Linked DNA regions of Mus musculus: region 2 is linked to region 1. A link is a loop called in an ENCODE intact Hi-C map of the cell type or tissue named here. Cell type or tissue: heart. All regions are shown on one strand.

Region 1 (2,500 bases):
ATACGTAGACATCTAGGCTTCCAGGAAGCCCCCTTGGCTCTTCCAGGATGCTGCATTGTCTAGCCCTTGTTTGTCTTTTCTTAGCAATTCTATGATTTCCCAGAGCTCCCTGCTGGACTATGGAGCAAACCCTTGGGAGCAGACACTCCCTTTATTGGTTAACCTCGATCTCCTGCCCCAGAACCTTCAAGGTGTCGCACACTTGTTGGGTGAATGGGCCAGTTGGCGGCCATCCTCATTCTCATTATGTGTAGCAGCAGGATCCCATTGCCAGAGCCCCAAACCCCAATTCTTGTGCCTCCGACTCTCTAATGGATGCGCTATCACAACTGCAGTATCATTTTCTTTGCTGCTAAGACAGTATAGCCAACAAGATGCTACTGAGGGACAGAGAGTGAATTATAGACCATCGGTTGAGGGGATAAAGCCTTCATGGTGGGAGGCCCTGGCAGCAGGAGTGAGGGGCAGCTGGTCACATTGTGTTGTAGTCAGGAAGCAGAGAGCATAGGAGCTGGTGGGGCCAGACTACAGAATCCCAGTTCTGTTCCCAGTGGTCCACTTCCTTCAGCAAAGCTTCACCTCTGCACAAACTCAGATGGCACCAGCAGTTGGAGACCAAGCATTGAGCATTTCCCACCATAGCAATCTTACCACAGGGTCTGTCAAATTATCTCTCTCACTCTATGAGTATGTTCTGAGGAGGGGATCCCTCCGAGTGACAGTGAATCCAGAATGGCCTCACACAGCCTGCCCCTGTTGACCAGAGACCTGGATGTGACTCTATCTTTTATCCCCTTCTGAGTTTATGCCTGACTCTTCAGGCTGAGAACAACAAGGACAGAGTCAGAGAGGAAAGGGGACAGTGGGAGAGATGGTTCAATACAAATATAGTGACATATATGAACAAAATACCACAATTAAATAATCAGTTGGTATTTGACATTTTAATTTAAAAATTCCTTTAAAAAAAAAACAGCTCAACCAAGGCCTCAATATATCCTTACTTGCAAACTGGCTTCCAATTTCATAAATTCTTCATGCTTGGGCCTTTGAGAACAAGGTGTCCTTGATAGTTCTTAGTCTCATAGCATAATAAAAGAGAGACAAAAGAGAACACTTGGGAAGCTGAGGCAGGAGGATTATGAGGTTGAGGCCAGCCTGGACTCCATGCGAGACACTGTCCCTAAACAAAACACATGAAAGAAATACATATCTATCCACCCTCAGGCTTAACCACATGAGTGTTTCCACTGTGCTTTTACAAACCGAACTGAAATCTGACCCCTGCTACCAGATTCATATTCTAATAAAATAGCAAGGAGGGATTTCCCTAGAGCCATAGTGAATCAGCAGCATGTGTCAGACAGGACTGAGCTGCACCACCCTTCCTGACTGGAAAGCAAAGATGCAGACCAAGATTGTTCTTGGCTGCAGAAGGAGATGACTGGGTAGTTAACCGAGAAAAGCACCCGGAGGAGACAAAGCGCTTGAGATCAGGCGGTCTGCACTCCTAGGGGTCGGATAGGAGACTATGTCACCCCCGTGAAGACATGATACTGGTATTACTCAGATATTTCCAGGATCTGGGCTTTGTGGCGAAATGTGCTGACCTCGTTATAGAACACTGCCCTGAGAGAGAGCATTCCTTGGCATAATGAAGCTTTGAGTCATATTAAGGACGGGATCTCTCCATGACCTCTGCAACTCCTCCATTATGGAATTAGGAACTTTCACAGCACAGAGGGTGATTCAGGAATGAGACCCTCTATCCAGAACTACAGAGTGCTCGGTGACCACAGGCTTACCCTTTTTGTTTCTCAAGGCTATCCCAAACCCAGGAAAATGAACTATGTTTTACAACCACACACTGTCCAGCTGTCAAAACTCACTCTCTGGGTTGAAGATGTGGTTCAGCGGTTAAGAGCACTGACTGCTCTTCCAAAGGTCCTGAGTTCAATTCCCAGCAACCACACGGTGACACACAACCATCTGTAATGGGATCTGATGCCCTCTTCTGGGGTGTCCGAAGAGAGGAACAGTGTACTCGCATACATAAAATAATCTAAACAAAACAAGACAAAACACCTCAATCCATGCTCTCTGTGCCATAGACTACAAACTTGGGGGTATTGAGGAACAAGATATAGGAATGGCTCGTAGGAAATGCTTGCCCACGTGGTATAGAATTATTAGTCTATCAGTCTTAATAATGAGTAAGTGGGAAGGCCCCATCCTGGGTCCCAAGCTGGTGGCCCAGGTTGCTTTCCTAAATCACTTTAATCCCCTAAGGGTAGATTAGATTATGGACTTTTACAGCAGTGAGGGTGACTCGGGATGGGACTGTAAAGGACCCTCTGGTCCCCTAAGGAGTGATGGCACAGAACACATAGAAGATAGTGTGAGAGGGTTCATTTCTCTCTGATTCCTGGCTGCATATGTAACGTAGTCATCAAAGGCTTCATAACTTGGCTGTCATGTCTTCCCTGCTATGATGGTCTGT
Region 2 (2,500 bases), 100 kb before region 1:
GACACCGTTACCCTCTCACACATGTCAGCTTCCCATAGAGGTGAATTTTGGGTTGTATTTGTTCCTAGAAGATGCTGAAACTCTATCATCCTGAACCTCCTGGGTCAGGGCTGCTGCTTCTTTTTCTTCAGTGATGGATGACCTAGAAGCAGAGGGGTAAGGGACCACCCAGAAAGGATTTGCAAAATCCCAGAGAGCCCCCACCGAAACACCCCTAGTGGTCTCATTTCAGACACTTTACTTGACTCATTAATTCTATCAGCCAGTTTCTTAGTTGGTAACTAGTGATTTTTTATAGTTGAATATATATATATTCAACTAAATATATCATATCATATATATATACATATATATGTATATATATATATATGGCACATGCGGTATTAGGTTTCATTATAACATTTAAAAAAATAAGTTCTCATGTGGCTAGATTTGAACTAACAGATATTGGCTGCCCCTGACTCCTGAGTGTTAGGATTAAAAGCCTTCACCACCACGCCTGGCATCATTGTGGCATTGTCAAAACAATTGTTCATGTGTTTTGTTTTGTTTTAAATTTTGTTGTTTCCCTCTTCTTGCCCATTGCCTGACTTCCCTTGCACCCGTCCACCCACTCCCCATAACCCGCTTCTGCTTTTCTGTCTCCTGCCTTCTGCTGCCTTCTGCTCCATCCTTCCTCAGCACCTTCCCCCTGCTTCTCTCCTCTCTTTCATCTACTTTCTATCCACACTCAGCCTCACTTATACACACACAGAAACATCATAAGCTAGGATCTGGGGGTCGGGGGGGGGGAGGGAAGGAGGGAGGGAGGGAGGGAGGGAGGGAGTGAGGGCACATGTGATTTTGTCTTTCTGACTCTTTTACCTCACTTAAGGTAATACTTTCCAGGTCCATCTATTTTCTCCCAAGTTCTGACACAGAAAGCATTAAATGCAGTAGTAGCCCGGCAGAGGGAGCTGTTTCACAAATTCCACAAGCTGGGGGCCAATGGACCATCAACCAGGCAGGTGGTCCTGTGTTCGCTTTGGAAACTCCGACTGTTAACAGTGTAGCTGGCTGTTCAAGCTCTGAGTCAGGCCAAAGCTTATACAAGGTATCATTCTGGGGTTTGTGGGCTCCCCAGGATTTTACATCCTGCTTCCTCAGCAGAGCTCAGTCTGAACCCAATGTAGCAGTTCCAGTTTAAACCTTTTGGATTCTTCAGGCAGGACTTGGCTCCGCTATGGTACGGGAGCTGGCAATTTCCGCTGACCTTGCACAAATACACACCGAGCAGTGTGCTATTGTTGATTGAAGTCTTCAGGGAGAGATCCTGGGTCAGAGAAACCCACAACTCAGGCCAGGGGGACATTAGCACTGACGGGCTTTGGAAACAGTGGCTAAGAAGGTGACACAATAAAGGAGAGAAGGGGGGCCTTGGAAGGTTGGAGAGAAGGTTCTGCAGGTGAGGTTCTTGTTACACAAGCCTGAGGTCCTGAGTTCTCATCCAGAGCATCCACTCAAAAGGCCTAGGCAGGCCAAGCACACCTGTAATGCTAGCTCTGCAGGGGCGGAAACAGAAGGACCCTGGGCATTTCTGGCTGGCCAGCCTAGCTGACTGGTGAACTTGGCGTTCCGTGAGAGAGCCTGTCTTGAAAATAAAGTGGGATATGATTGAGAAAGACACCTGACATTGACCAGCAAGATGGCCCAGCAACTAAGAGTGAAGGTGTTTGTCACTGAACTCTCACGACCTCAACTCCAGAACCCATGGCGGAAGGAGACGACTGATCCCCAAAAGTGACCCTCCACGTGTGGTGTGTGCCATGGCACTTGAGTGCCTGCACACACACATACATACATAAATATATATGTGTGTATATATACATACATATATGTGTGTGTATATATATGTATATACATACATATATACATGTATACACATGTATATATATACACATATGTGTGTATATATATGAAATATATACACATGAGATGCATATACATATATAGAATACATATAGATATACATACAGATATATAAATAAACATATACATCTTAAAATACATTTTTTTCGTTTTGCTTTTTTGTTTTTCGAGACAGGGTTTCTCTGTATAGCCCTGGCTGTCCTGGAACTCACTCTGTAGACCAGGCTGGCCTCGAACTCAGAAATCCACCTGCCTCTGCCTCCCAAGTACTGGGATTAAAGGTGTGCACCACTGCCCGGCAATACATATTATTTTAATTGTGTGTACACACATATATACAGGTGCCCACAGAGGTCAGAAGCACTAGATCCCCCTGAACGAGACTGGGACCAGAATTCAGGTCCTCTGGAAGAACAGTATGCCCTCTTAATCAATGTCCTCTCTCCAACCCCAGCTGCCATCTTCAAAAGTGTTATGTTCAAGGACACTGTGGAGTGTGTGTGTGTGTGTGTGTGTGTGTGTGTGTGTGTGTGTGTGTAAAAGGCATACAACTATTAGCAGCCTTGGCTCAGTGATGCTGGGTCGATCATAT

Evidence for each region. A loop is a pair of places that touch in the nucleus more often than their neighbours do. Peaks named below come from ENCODE experiments on the same cell type or tissue, not always from the same donor. Only the 100,000 strongest peaks of a DNase experiment are listed, where the experiment ranks them.
Region 2: a loop joins it to region 1, with 2.1 times the contacts of the local background. A loop is called at or near these places in 3 of 42 quality-filtered maps.

What each region holds. Positions count from the first base shown.
Region 1 is chr5:74,895,858-74,898,357 of GRCm38, forward strand. No RefSeq gene overlaps it. Among named protein-coding and RNA genes, the nearest start is that of Gm52779, 47 kb to the right of the region's middle. In heart, no CTCF peak of the experiment used is centred here; a DNase peak (open chromatin) is centred at 1,454; H3K27me3 peaks cover 128 bases.
Region 2 is chr5:74,795,617-74,798,116 of GRCm38, forward strand. No RefSeq gene overlaps it. Among named protein-coding and RNA genes, the nearest start is that of Lnx1, 94 kb to the left of the region's middle. In heart, a CTCF peak has its summit at 975 (motif pointing right); no DNase peak of the experiment used is centred here; H3K27ac peaks cover 518 bases; H3K27me3 peaks cover 720 bases.